2 separate regions of the Mus musculus genome follow, and region 2 is linked to region 1. A link is a contact called in ENCODE Hi-C or POLR2A ChIA-PET data. All regions are on one chromosome and are shown on one strand. Each heading gives the region's core, a stretch centred on a gene start or an enhancer-like site at or near the end of the contact. The rest is flanking DNA. Distances are from core to core; before and after follow the strand shown.

Evidence for each region. A loop is a pair of places that touch in the nucleus more often than their neighbours do. ChIA-PET counts read pairs that join two places held with the same protein, here RNA polymerase II (POLR2A).
Region 2: POLR2A ChIA-PET joins it to region 1 with 11 read pairs in Patski. The contact joins the promoter of F3 here to the promoter of 4930432M17Rik in region 1. A Hi-C loop is called at or near these places in 2 of 37 maps with a recorded cell type or tissue (Patski and T-helper 17 cell). POLR2A ChIA-PET finds 5 or more read pairs at or near these places in 2 of 5 experiments (Patski and embryonic stem cell).

What each region holds. Positions count from the first base shown.
Region 1 is chr3:121,667,253-121,674,483 of GRCm38, forward strand. 4930432M17Rik (RIKEN cDNA 4930432M17 gene) reads left to right here and starts at 3,511. Exons shown (of 6, transcript NM_001033814.2): 1 at 3,511-3,963; 2 at 4,063-4,169; 3 at 6,750-6,888. The coding sequence starts at 4,065.
Region 2 is chr3:121,720,591-121,727,916 of GRCm38, forward strand. F3 (coagulation factor III) reads left to right here and starts at 2,947. Exons shown (of 6, transcript NM_010171.3): 1 at 2,947-3,212; 2 at 4,387-4,492. The coding sequence starts at 3,125.

The DNA of each region.
Region 1 (7,231 bases), core at 2,261-4,760:
AATCCTGTCTGTTTCACCTCTGAAACCATCCTGTGATTTCATCCAGCTTCCCCAGCAAGCCTTTAAATCTGCCACTCCAGAAGCCACCAAAACTGCACATATGATACTATAAAGCAATGCTTCTCACCCTGCGGGACATGACCCTGGAGGATCAAAGGGCCCTTTCACATGGGGTTACTTAAGACCATCAGATAGTACAGGCATTTACATTATGATTCGATGCGTAGCAGGAGCAAAATTACAGTTCCGAAGTAGCAACGAAAATAGATATATGGTTGGGAGTCACCACAACATGAGGAACTGTATTAAAGGGTATTGAGGGCATCTGAGTTAGGAAGGTTGAGAACATTGCTATAAAGACACTAAGGAGTCTCTCTTGAAAGCCACCTACCCATGCTTGGCTATCTTATCCTTCCCCTTGGTGCCTCTTTTTTCTGATTACCACAGTGCTCAAATCCCTGTTAAAATGACTTTCTAACAAACTCCAACTTTGCTTCATGTGGGCTCTTCTTAAAAATTCTTCACAGCATATCAAGAATCCCAGGTACCCCTGTAGTAGAGATTTTAGATAAAGAACACCCCAGGATGTTCCAGTTGGCAGCAGTCTCCAACCCATACTTCGCTGACCCTACTGACAATTCATAGCCCCAGCATAGACTATAACACTAGTTAAGTGTGGGGAGACTTGTGCTAAGATTGCTTAAGTGACTCCCTCGCTGGCAATGAGCAGACTTTTTCCCTGAAGCTAAAGGGCATCTTGGCCATTCTGGCTTCTTGTCCTGTCCGACCCTTCCATCTAGTATGTAGTAGAGGCCCGATCCTCTGTCTGGGGCACCTCTTGAAAGCTGTTTGAGGGCATCTGAGCCTTTGAGCAGGAACATAACCTGCCACCATCTCCAGAACCACTCAAACTTCAGGGATTCGCAACCTGTCTCTTGACCAGGGTCAGCGGATGATGTTGTGAAGCCCCTGACACACTTGCCCTTGTCTGAAACCCAGTCTGTTCTCACAGTAACCTGGCAGGCAGAGAGGGAGATATGTCTCTCCTCCATCTCCCCACCAACACACACACACACACTGAGAAAACAAGGACAGTAGGCTTGAAGTCATGAAGCAGCAGGGAAGACCTTGACCTAAGTAGCAAGGCTTCTCTGATAGCCCAGGGTACTTGTGGGGTAGGAACGGCCCTGCTCTAGTTCAGTTCTCCTTTAATATAATATACACCATGACCAAAAGCAACTTGGGGAGGAAAGACTTTACTTGGCTTACACATCCCAATCAGGGAGACCAAGGAAGGAAACCAAGATGCAATGGAGGCAGGAACCATGAAGAAATGCTGCCGACCAGCTTCTTCCATCTAGTTTGTTCAGTTATATGTCTTATACAAACCAGGACCACATACCTAGGAGAGACACTGCCAAAATGAGCTAGGCCCTCCCATGTCAATCACTAATCAATAGAATGCCATGCAGATTTACCCACAAGCCAATCTGATGGAGGCAATTTCTCAGTTAAGTTTCCCTCTTCCCAGATGACGCCAGTGTGTCGAGGTGAGAGAAGAAACTGACCAGCTAACCAGCACATTTTCCTATGCACTCATTCCTGAAATATTGTGGAAAAAAAATAGTCGTGTCAGGTTCCAGGCCATCAGAAAGTTTGAATACCAGAAACGGTTCCCCTTGAATGAAAATGTGTCCATTGGCTTGTTACCTAAACACCTAAAACCACAGATGGTTGTTTTTCTGTTATGAAAGTCATGGTGCTTGTGATGGAAAACACTTTGAGAATGGATGTGTGCATTTTAGTGCTTCAGAAAGAAGGCCTTCAGTTCGTCTTTGGTGGTGGTGGGGGGAGGTGACCTCATCTTAAATGAATGAGTATTGGAGGAGGTCAAGGTTGTAGGGTGGAGTGTTCCTGAGAGAGCATGGCTCTTCTCCAAGAGAATAAACAAGCCATTGAATTCTTAAATGTTTGGGGTTCTGCTTTACTGGGCCATCATGTTCTGTTCTGACCAAGAGACCACTAAGCCTTGTTGTATGAGAATAGAAATAGAATGAGAAGCTTTTGTGTGGAAGAGCTGGCCGGGCACTCTGTCAGAGAAAAGGGACCACCATAGCTGGGTGTCGCCATGACTTTAGGTAGGCTGATGGCAGGGCTGCTGCCTTTGAAGTGTCTCAGAAGTGGGGCTTGGAGAAAGAGTACTATAGGGGAACAGCCAACATCCAAGGGCTGTGCTGGACCACATGCCTGCCCTTGCCTCCATAGGGCAACGGGGCCTGAGAATGGACCAGCACTCTGATTGATCCCCATGGAAGCCTTGCTTAGCTTACTGTTCTAGAGCACAGTAAGATCTAGTAAAACAGGTCTAGTGTGGGGTATCCATAATCCCACTTACATGTCTAGAAGCCTGTTAACAATTGTTCATACAACCTGACTCGGAAACAGAGGTGACTAGATACCAATCTTCCAAGACACAGCCAAGTTGCAAGAATGCTGGCCTGCAGTTCTCATTCCTGGAGCACAAAGACGACTGCTGGGCCCTAGTCTCCGGGAGCCCTCCAGATCCATCCCTCCTTAGAGGGAGGAGGAGTAGGCACCGTCTCTTCTCTCAACAGAGGCTACAGCACCCTTGCGAACACATATTTTTTTTATCCAGAAGATCAGAGCAGAGAAAAAGCTGTACCTCACCGCTTAGCAAATGTGATAGGGACTTCACTATCTTTCTTGTCTCTTAAGTTGGTAATATCTTGCAGCAACCGAAACTCCCTACAGCCACCTGGGATTTTGAAATCCAGGTACCTGCAGTGGAAGATGCTTATCAGTTCGGAAGAGAAGGCCTGAGGTCAGTAGAGCGTGTGACCAGGGAAAGGGTGTTGGAAGGGTGGGGTTGGGTCTCTGCCTCTGGGGCTGAGTGCAGGGTACACGTCCTCCAGTCACCTTGTTTGGGGCCCAAGTGGCATTGAGCAGCCTTTATTTAACCTTTCAGACAGGAACAAAGCCCCGTGATGGTCTCTTGGCTACTGCTTTTTCCCTATGCTTCTCCTCATGGGCAGTAGGATCGAATCTTCACTGGGTTATCATGAGGCTCAGAGGAATTTTTATAAAATGAATCAAATTCAATAATATGAGCTATATATGATGGGGAGGTTAACTCCTCATGCCCCAATGTTGCCTATGTCCTAACTCCAGAGCCTGTGAATATGGCAGGTTGAATGGTAGAAGGGAAGTAAGGTTACTGGTGAAGTGAAAGTTGCTAAGCAACCGACTTTCAAAGGCATCATCTATGACCTGACCCGACCCAGATGTAGATTCTGCTGGTGATTTGATTTTGGCCTTCTTGGCCCCAGAAATATGAAAAAGAAATGTCTACTTATAAGCCAGTCTGTCTATTTTCTTATCACAGCACAAATGAACTCAGACAATAAATGGAATAAAACAGAAGAGGAAGAAGCCAAAGTTCTGAGCTGTAGGCCGAGCCCTCATCTCTTTCTGACCTCCTGGTTGCTAGGAAACCGATTCTCAATCTGGTAGGAGTTGTACAGGGAAAGGGGGCCTTCTGAGAATACAACTCCTCAACCCCACTGAGCCAGAGGTTGACACACTTGGATCTGATTAATACTTCCCCTGCCCCCAGAGTGTATCTCCCAGCACGGGGCATCTCTATGTCCCCCAGAGGACTCCCTGCCTTTGGAAGATCTTGGAATCATAGCACCAAGTTCCTTTGCCATGCCCCAGAACACTTTCCCCTGCATCCTCTACAGAATGCCTGTGCATGCTGCTTCCAACCCATCACTGTCTAAAGGTCCCACATGCCCTGAGTCTCACCAACACGGGGTATATGGTGCTTACTGCTAATTGTCAACTTGGCACGATCTTGAATTACCTAAGAGACATACTTTTGGGCATATCTGTGGTGGGAGTTTTCAGATTCAGTTAACAGAGGTGGGAAGACCCACCCAGAAGGTAGGTGGCACCATTCCAACGGTTGAGGGACCAAACAGTAAAAAAGCTAAGGCAAGGTGAACAGCAGCATTCTCTCTTCTTTCTGATCCCTGACTGCAGACATGGTGTCACCAGCTGCCTCACACTTGGGCTACCATGGCTTCCCAACCTTGATGGACTTCAAACTGGAGCCAGTGGGAACTCTTGTCGAGTATGCTGTCACAACGGTGAGAAGATAACTAACACAGGATATCATGCACTTGACTAGCTCTCACATTGTCCTGAGAGGTTCCCAAACATTGATTCCTCTAGCCTTGGCTTTGTAGCAACTCCTTGAGGCAAGAACCAAGGATGCCATGTGTGAAGGTAGCCAAGAAGTAGAAAAGTGTCCAAGTGTCACTCAATGAGCTTTGGGATAAAGCTGGACAAATATTATATTCATATATATATTGAATGTGTGTGTGTGTGTGTGTGTGTGTGTGTGTGTGTGTGTGTGTGTGTAAATATAATAATTGCTGGTAACCTTTTCTCTTCTGGGCTAAGCCTCAGCAATGGGTGGCTTGACCGGAGATAGATCCAACATGTGCTTCTCTCCTGGCCTGGTTCAATGTCTAGTGCTCTCTGGACTAAGCTCCCTTCCAGAAGGTTCTGTAGCCCTTAAAAGGAGCATGTGTTGGACAGCACAGCACAGTTCATCAAAGAATCCCACTCGCCTGAAGGAGAGGAAAAATACACAGAAATAGCATAGGTACTCATCGTCCTGTAGTCAGAGATTGGCTCCAAGCTCAAGCCCGATTGCTTGTTTTTTAGGCAAGATCGTCTGGGCAAGGCCACTTTTCTCTGGCCAGCTGCTGCTCAAATCCAGGGCCTGTGTTTGCCTAGAGATAAACAAGAAGGACTGACAAGCAGGACTGAGCAGAACCTCACAGCATCTCTGAATCCATGGAGACTCAGTGCAGAAAGAGCCCTGGGCTCTACCTCCAGCTCAGAAAACTAGAGCTCAACTGCAGACTGAGCTCCTCTGTTAAGGAAGAGAGCCACCTTCCTTGCACTCTCTGGTGTTTCACTTTCATGTGGGTACTTGAGAGCCAAGGGAATTGAAAAGACCCCCTGGGGCCTTCCAGTTGCTCTTAGTGGGAGGCTGAAGGAGCAGAAGCCACAAGTTCCCCTTACCACCATCAGAACACGGGAGTCGGTTTTGTAGGTCGATGCCAGTCTACTCTACTCCCCTTTCCAGCTCACAGACCTGGAGGTGGTGAAGGCATCACAAACTCCACAGACAGGAGGTGGCTGACCAAGCACAAAACTATTCAGACACACACACACACACACACACACACACACACACACACACACACGGCAAAGGCAGTCTGCCCTGCCCTGCCCTGCCCTGCCCTGCCTTTCCCTGCCCTGCCCTCCTGCCTGGGCTTGGGCTTTCTCCAAGGCTAATGAACAGCTCATTAGTACCACAAACTCTTTGGCACCTGGAGGCCAGGCAGACTAACTTCCAACATGAACAGATTAACTTTAGACCCTGATGCAGGATCTGATTTAGACTTTGCCAGCCCGGCTGAGTCTGGGTGACTTGTGTTGTTCCAAGATAGGCAGGTTCATCATAACCAACCTAGGCCTCCAAAAGTCAGGCCTTTTCTAGGTCACCAACACTTCCAGTTGCCTGATAGACATGCCATGGAAATCTCCCCTGAGACTCAGTGTGTGTCATGAGGGCTCTAGAAGGTCCCCAGACCCCTTCCTGGTCCCTGAGAACACAGATGTGGGGTTGAAAAGCAGATCCAAGAAGCTCCTTAGCCAGCACCTAACCCCATAAACCTTTGACAATGCTAGCACAAGAGTCGTGATGCAGAGGCTCACGGCTTGACCTGAGACTGTCTACGGGGCACGAAATGCCATCGCAGATGTGCAAGGTAATTGTAATTTATCTCCCAAAACATTTACAGCTACAAAAGGGATCTTTTCACAAGAAAGGGCTGTAAGAAGCGTTACCTCAGACTGAAGTCACAGCTCCTGCAGGAAAAGCACCTGCCACAAAGGAGGGTCGAAGCCTCATCCCTGAAACCCACGTTTTAAAAGTCAGGTGCAGTGTTGTGTGCCTGAGATCCCAGAGCTGGGGAGGCAGAGGTGAGTGGAGCTCATTGGCCACTGAGCCTAATGGGAAAACCACAGGCCAATGAGAGAAAGACCCTGTCACCCATTCAAATACTAACCAGGACCAACCCTGCTTAACTTCTGAGATTAGATGAGTTAGTCCCGTTCTGGGTGGTATGTCCAGGGATGAGACCTTCTCTCAAAAAACAAAGCGGACAAGAACTGAGGAACAATACCAGAAGCTATATGCTCTGGTATTGTATATGCACACACATAAGTAAATAAAATAATAAATACAATATATAACATGTTACAGCAATATCATATTTTATTTTGAATATTATATAGTATGTGTGTATAATATATTGTAATATATAGTATATATTACATTAAGATGTAATATATTGTTTGTGTATGATATAGTATATCATATATGTATATGTGTATGATATAATACATTGTTTGTGTATGATATGTTATATGTGTATGATATAATATGACCTATTATATTTAATGTATAATAATATATGACAATATATTGTGTATTATATATTGTACATATGTAATATATAATATATCATATATGATATGGCATGATATATAATATACTAAGGTACACTAGCCTGCCCTGCCTGATCACCTTCCTCCCTTAGGAGGCCAGCAGGCTGATGAATCTGGGTCTGCTCTCCCTTTCCTTTCAGGGTCATTGCCATACACCTCCTGTCTTAGCCTCTCTTGAAGGCTCTACGCAGCCTGAGCCCACAGCCGGGGCAGGCCAGGCTCATCAGGGAGTAGCGCCTCTCCCAGTGACTGACACTCAGCCACTGTTGGGTGGACAAGGTGAGACACTTTCCATTCCAGCTCCCCGAGGTCCCCAGTGAGATGATGGAGGTGGTCCACAGGGGAATCTGCTCATTCACATGCCTTGTAGTCACCCTTTCCTCTTCAACCCACGTGTGCGGACACCACGTCGTATGAAAAATCAGAAAGAGGAACATCCAAGCAAGAGTCACTGCTTCATTGCAGTAGGTTTAAATCCAGGAGAAAAATCAGGCTGCGGCAAATAACTTGATTGGTCAGTGTCCTCTTATTCTCGTGCTTGGGTAAATGATCGTCTCCTCATGTGTTTCATGCTAGAAGGCCAAGGGTGGACAACCTGCTTTATTCGTCCTTGTTTGCTTGG
Region 2 (7,326 bases), core at 1,697-4,196, 53 kb after region 1:
ATTTTCTTCTTAAAGATAGGTGCAGTGGTGCATGCCTTTAATCCCAGCACTCGGGAGGTAAAGGCAGGTGGATCTCTCTGAGCTGGACACAGCCTGGTCTATACTAGTTTCAGTCCAGCCAGGGAGACATAATGAGAACTTGTCTCAAAACTTAATAATAAGTGAATAAGCAGATAGAAACAGTGTTTTTCAAAATCTTGGTGCTATGTGATAACTAAGTTAGTGGCCTAGCAACTGTATTTTGAATACAGTTTTTGAATGGTCAGGTTAACGTTATACAAGTTTTCACCTAATTTTGGATGAAATATAAACTGTTGGATAGTACATAATTATTTTCACAAAACTCCTGAAGCACAGCAGCCATTTTCTCCATGACTAACCCTGCCAGATGTTTCTTCGGTTTTGCTGAGTCACTTTTTCTCCCGACTCAGAACTCTGCGTTCTCACTAACTCTGAAGTTCCACTGGCATTTTCTCATATTTTGCCTTTTACCTGAAAAAAAATGGGAAGGGGGGAATGGTTAAATTGCTTATTTTACTATCTCACACGCATATAACCAGTTTTTTAAAAAAAAAATAATTACTTTCAGTTTTACCTTCGGTCATAAATCTTAACCTGTCCTTTTCCTGGGAAGACAGACATTTTGAGGAATTTATGCTAAACAGCCTTTAAGCCTGGCTATCAACAGTCACGTTGCATCCCATGACTGAGCAGCTTCTGAATCACCCTCGAGTGTAAGCTGTTAGAAAAAAATGAAAGCAGCCCCCAAACGTCTTCATTCTGTTCTGAAACTACCTCTTCTCCAGGTAGAAGTCCTAGAAACCGGAAGGACCCTCAGCCACCTTGAGCGGGCTGGGGCTGGCTGGGGAGCAAAGTCCTTGGAATCCATAGGTTTGCATTTCCTCACCAATCTGATTTGCTCACTGCCTGGCTCCCAGACAGAAGCGCTTCAGCGACAAGAGTTCATCTGGTGAATGTTAATGAAAACTCTCAGCGACAAGTGTGGCTGCATAAATGAATTTTATTGATTCAAATGTGTCAAGTTCCTCCTGGGTGCTTGTAAACTGTGCTAAGAGCTAAAGGGGGGACCTGATCCCCCCTCCCCCTAAAAGAGCTTGATGGGGGAAGTTGACAGAGGGCACCATTGAGATTATGTAAAGTACTTGATGAACTTGGTTGGTAAAGCTGTTAGCATGCTCTATAAACGTGCACAAGAAGGGCTAAAAGCGTGCCCTGGTCACTTACAGACTCCTCATCAGCCACATTGCACCACTGGTGATGCAAAAGGAAACTGGGCTCTCTACGTGTCTTCACGCATGTCTGCTTTAAGGAATAGCCAACAGGATATTTCTGCCTATGAACAATAAGTTCCCCAAACCGCGAGTGTTTCCCACACCTGCTGAGGAACACAGTTGAGGGTCCGTGGATGGAAAAAAGATCACCCTTTGAACAGTTTTCTTGATGCCCTCTTCCTTTGCTCAGTTGGGAGTAAAAGAAAGTGCGGTCAAGAGGGAAAGTCCCTGGAGTAGAGGACCAGATAGAGCTACATTGTGTACTTAGGCCAGTGAGCACACGGACCAGCTGACCTCAAGATTGGTATTGTAGAAGGCTATCTAAGAGGTTCTGCCCTGTCCATTCTCAGACATAAGCAGGAAGCCTAATCAAAAGCTACTGTGAGTGGGACGACAGCTTAGTTACTCTTTACACTTCTCAGAGCCTACAAGGTGGACCCAAGTTTGACTTTACTCAAGGAAAGTAAAAAAGGAAGGAAGAAAGGAAGGAAGGAAGGAAGGAAGGAAGGAAGGAAGGAAGATTGTACAAAGCATCCAAAGACACAGATATTTACATTACAGTTCATAACCGTAGCAAAATTACAGTTATGAAGTAGCAATAAAAATAATTTTATGGTTGGGATCACTACAATATGAGGAGCTGTGTTAAAGGGTCGCAGAATTAGGGAAATTGGAAAAGAAGGGATAAACTGGACAGTCAACCAGGAGTGACAAGAAATCGTTTGATACACTGTCGAGCAAATGCTACCAGTAGGATAAGTGATCGTCTAAGGCTTCAACAACGTCACGGCAAAGCCTAGAACAGGAGGCCAGGAAATAAATGAAGAAAACCCAAAGCTTGCAAGTGACACCTGGCTGCCACTAGGCTCAGTGACAGAGGTGGGCTCCTGGGTCCATTCCCAGCATCCAGGAAGGGAAAACACAAATTGGAACGTCCGAATGTTTATTTTTCAGTTTCATTTTTTGTTTTTCTGCGCTTTGGAGGAATTCACTCAAACCCACTGCGGGCTTCCTCAACGTGAGAATCATCCTTCCTGGAACCCCCGTGGCTACAGAAGTCACGCTCAAATTCTCTCAGGCTTCATGTTGCAGTTCCTCGGTCACCTCGGGAACGGGAGTGGGGTGCCAAGTGGCCTTTAGACCTAATCCAGGGCCCTTGTCCATGGCAGACACGTGCATTTACTGCACCGCCCTGTGCAGCGGACCAAAGGGACTGACAGAATGATCTGCTAGCCACTGCGTGTTCAGGCAGGGCTTTGGAACTGCCCTCTGCTACCAGGAGTGGTCCAGGGGCTTTGATACATCCTCTGCTAGGGCCTCAGCGTACATCGAAAGCAGAGGAAAAGTAAGACTCCCTTGACTTTCAACTTAAGTCCCTTCAATGACACTCCTTTCTCCCCAGCCAGCCACCCAGGCTGGTCATCCAGGGATCAGCCCGGGAGCCTGGGTCTCCGCAGTACCTGGATCCGCCTGCGCCGAAGGGGCAGCTCGGTGCTCCGCGGCGCTGTTGAATCACGGTTGAGTCACCCCTTTCGGGGTCTCGGAGTTTCCTACAGGAGGGGAGTGGGCGGGGCAGGGGTGTGGACTGATCGGGAGCCGCCCACCGCGAAAGCGAGTGACCCGGGCCGGGGGGCGGGGAGTCGCGAGCTTCGGCGGAGGCGGCGCGGGGTGGAGAGGAGCCGGTGTCCGCGCGGCCCTTTATAACGCACCCCGCGCCGACCCCGGCAGCCTGGGTACAGCCGGTACCCATCACTCGCTCCCTCCGATCGCTCCTGTAGCGTAGCCAACGCGCCGCCGCTGAAGCCCCGAGACCTCGCCTCCAGCCCTTGGACATGGCGATCCTCGTGCGCCCGCGCCTCCTAGCGGCTCTCGCGCCCACGTTTCTCGGCTGCCTCCTCCTCCAGGTGACCGCGGGTGCAGGTGAGTGGCATTGGTCCTGAGAAGCCGGGGGCGCTCCGCCCGCGGGAAACAGAGAACCTATCTGGCTAGCTGGGGGGGGAGGGGGGGTGCTGCTCTGGTTCCTTGGGGACACCAAGGTGTCCGGCTGTACCTGTGGATTTGGCTGCGCTCGCCCTGAGGATTTGAATGAACAATGGGATGGAAGGTAGTTGGTGCCCGGACTCCTGGCAGTTGTCACTGCTAAAGATGCCTGCTTTGTGCGTCCACCGCGGTTGCATAAGATAAAACTGAGATTCCAGCTTTAACTCTGAGGGAGAGTTTCCTAGATGTTGGGCCCTTGAAGGTGGCAGGCTCGTGGGCCCGCCTTTGCCAAAGTCGGCGTGCTTTGCGCTTTGCGTGGCTTGCATGTTATCTCTGACAAGGTGTGCGCCTTCCCGTAATAAATAGGTGTTCTTGTGGCCTTTGGTTTCGGTCTGATAGAAGCAAGGCTGTTGTAAACTCAGGCAAGACAGAGTGCATACCCACATCTACCCAGTGCTGAGTTGAGGCAGAGGCTGAAACCAGGGGGCTTGCAAAACGAGACGTTGATGACAGCACTTTAATGGAATAGCATCCCACCATGTGACAGGTGCCACGTGGGCTGCACGTCTGACGAGCTCTCCTTGAGAATTTCAGTGTAAAGATATTTTAGATTACAATGGGAAAAGTCCGGTTAGACTCTTTTTTTTTTTTTTCGTTTATGTGCATTCCTGACTCTCACGTGTGTGGGGGACTAGCCCTGTTTGGAATTTATTCAAACCCTTCCTTGCGGCCTCTCCGACGGCTTCGGAAGAGTCCGGGACTCTCTGGCACCTTGGGCCCTCCTTCTGTGTCGTTTTAAAGTGGGCTTTCCCTGGAATAGTTTAAAGGAGGACTTCAGGATCTTCAGCTCTTTCCACGGATTGCAGTATGGGTGTTGCCTAGAGGACTATATGGCCCTGAGGGCGGGGATGGGGCGTGGGGGGAAGGACACGTACACACACACACACACACACACACACACACCCTCTGCTCTTGACAAGTTAGCAACGTTATTTTTGTGACTGGCAACAAAACATGTGCTCCCTTTGATGGCAGAGGCTGGGAAAGTGTTTAAGACACAAGGTCGAGACCACAGAACTGGGTGCAATTCGAGATATTTTGTGCTTATTTGTAGGCATTCCAGAGAAAGCGTTTAATTTAACTTGGATATCAACTGATTTCAAGACAATTTTGGAGTGGCAACCCAAACCCACCAACTATACCTACACTGTACAGATAAGGTAAGCCAGGTTAAAACCAAAGCAAGATGGCTAACAGCTTTGCACGTCTAGCTCTTATGCACTAATAGGGACTCTTTGAAGTCAGTTGTTGGATGGGGCTGTTTACCAAATGGTAGAGTTGTCATGGTAATCTGCTGGCTACTGTGATGTTCCATCAAATGGAAACATTCCATATGCTAAACTGATATGACAGGAACTGGCGCGGGGGGGGGGGGGGTTGTACCTCTGTCCCTTGAGTGCTTACCAAGCACACCTAAGTCCTGGTTTAGATACTCAACCCAGCATAGAATTGTCACTGTGGTCACTGTGTTGCTCGGGGAGGAAGTAGAAGTAGAAATTCAGTCACTCTTAGCTGTACATAGGGAGTTCCAGGCCATCCTACAATACGTGGGACCCTGTATCTAAATAATGCAGATACATACATACATACATACATACATACATACATACATGACATACATGACATAGTGTCTGGTTCTTTGAGGGTAGTTATAAGAAAATTAATAAGTGCATATAAGCTATAGAGGGGTGAGCCCACTTACACAGGCACATAGTGTGCTTTGGGATCGTCCGCAGCTAGTCTCCTCTAAGCACCAATGCCCTTTTCTGGTTACTAGCTGTCTAGACTGAGCTGCTGCAGGCATGTCAGGGAGAGGTAGGAGGAATTCCAGTGTCTACACTGCCCTGAAGCAGTGCTTGATTCATTAATCTATGGACTCGTTGAATTGAAATTTGGTTATACACACACGATTTCGGTGGAGGCCAAATTCCTGAGTCATTGAGCTGCTTAGAAAACACTGAAGGATTTGTCTGCATCCTGCGCCGTCTGGGGCTGTTCGGCTCACTCAGCCCTGTTCACCGACTGACAGCTCTCGGGAACAAGTAATCCCGTGCTTTTCCTCTAAGTGGTAACCAGGGTGTGCCAGGTGCCTTCCTTGATGATTTTCACATATTTTTGGCAAGCTTTTGGTTTCTGATAGATTCTAGGAGATGGATAAGGAACTTAAGAAACCTGCCTGGTGTGGAAATTGTTTTAATAGTGACGATGTAAAGGACACAGGAGTATCGTAGGCAAAAGGCAGGCACATTGTAACCCTTTGTTTTTCCATTTTAGCTTATGTTAAGCCTTATTTAGCACTAGGATGCAACTCTCAGGTGTGGATCCTTTAAATGACTTTCTTGTCTGATAGATATTGCCAAACCAAAAGGGGAGAGAATTTGTGTGTGTGTGTGTGTGTGTTCATGCATGCATATATGCACGTATAGCTATGCATAGCTAAATAGAGATGAATCTTATAATCTATAATTACCATCACAGTCAAACTTATCAGTTCAAAGGCTGGTGATGCAGGTCAGTTGTAGAGTTCTTGTCTATCGTGTACAAAGCCTTGGGTCCCATCCATTACCCATGTCCACTCTGCTCCCAATCTTGTTGAACTGGTAGTGATGGCACGCTGTAATCCCTGCACAGCTTGCTCATATGACGCAGGAGGATTAGGAGTTCAAGGCTACATGTTTGTTCAAGACCAACTGGAGCTATAGAGTGAAACTCTGACTTAAAACAAGTTCAAACCCTGACAGTTGAGAGTCATTAAAGTAGTTAATTTCTCTTATATAGATCTAACATTTACCTTACCCTTTCCTTCTAGATATGAAGATTAGGTTTTTCAGAGAAATGGTTACTTTCTAATATCTTGAATTAATTCGAACAACATTGGGAATATATCTTGGGTTGTCTTGATTTTTTAAGATAGAAGTCTGTATTGGTTGAAAGTTTTGGAGTTTTTAAGGTGGTCACCATTGAGGTGAGCACGGCTCATGATCTGCAGACATCAGAGCTGAGGACATAGCTTGGGGATCCCTGCAGACTTGGGTGTCTCACTGCTCAGGTCACCTTGCTCAGGTCCTTGCTGCTGAGCTGGGTGATCCTGGAAGCATTGCCATTAGTCAAGGCATGAGACCCGAGCTAGCCTTCACCCTTCCCAGGGGAAAGGGGATTCCAGGTCTAAGGGGATCTGGAAAGCCAGGGGTTCACACTGACTGCTGGTGGTACCTGCCCAGGCTACCTGGAATGGAGGTGTGCCACGTCTGCAGGGGGCTCTTCCAGTCTGCTGGGAGGAAGGGGGAAGCTCTGCTCATCCTGTCTCCTGAATCTCCTTTATTCACCTCCCTGAGGAGGTGGCACCTTATCTAGGGGACCCTGTCCCCCACACCCACCCATGCTGCTGGAGCTTGGCTGTGTGATGCTGGCCAAAGGGCAGCTCTGAGGGACCCAAGCCCCTTGGCTGAGTGTGGACGGTGTCTTCTCTGAAAGCAGGCTCAGTGGTAATTGGGAAGCAACAGCGGCCCAGCCTTAGCACCGTGACATGGCTCGTGCTGTCCATCCAGTCCATAGTGTGTGTTGAATTCCAAAGCTGAATTTAGAAGCTTCCAGACACAGCCTCTAACTCAATGAGTGAATGTTTCTTTTCTGTTGGAACTCCTCAGTAAATTGGGGGGGGGCAGAATTTATTTCCAAATTTGGGGAGTTTTTCCGCTAACCTAGAGGGACCTTGAAGACTTTTAAAGTGGTTTGTGCTCTTAGCAGCACCTGGAGGACCTCAATGGAACTGTCTCCTCATTGACCTGTTATCACCTACATTTTATTTAGAGAGCACATGGTCCTACTTGTAAGCTGGGTCAAACAAAACACTGCATCCATCAGGCGTATGACTTCACCCAGAGCCCAGCCACTGAACGACTTGCTTGTCATATGGTGGAAAGAAACCATTAAGGTGTCGTTGGCTTTTGGTATAGCAAAGATGTAATCAAGGTACATTTTGGTCATTCTGGAT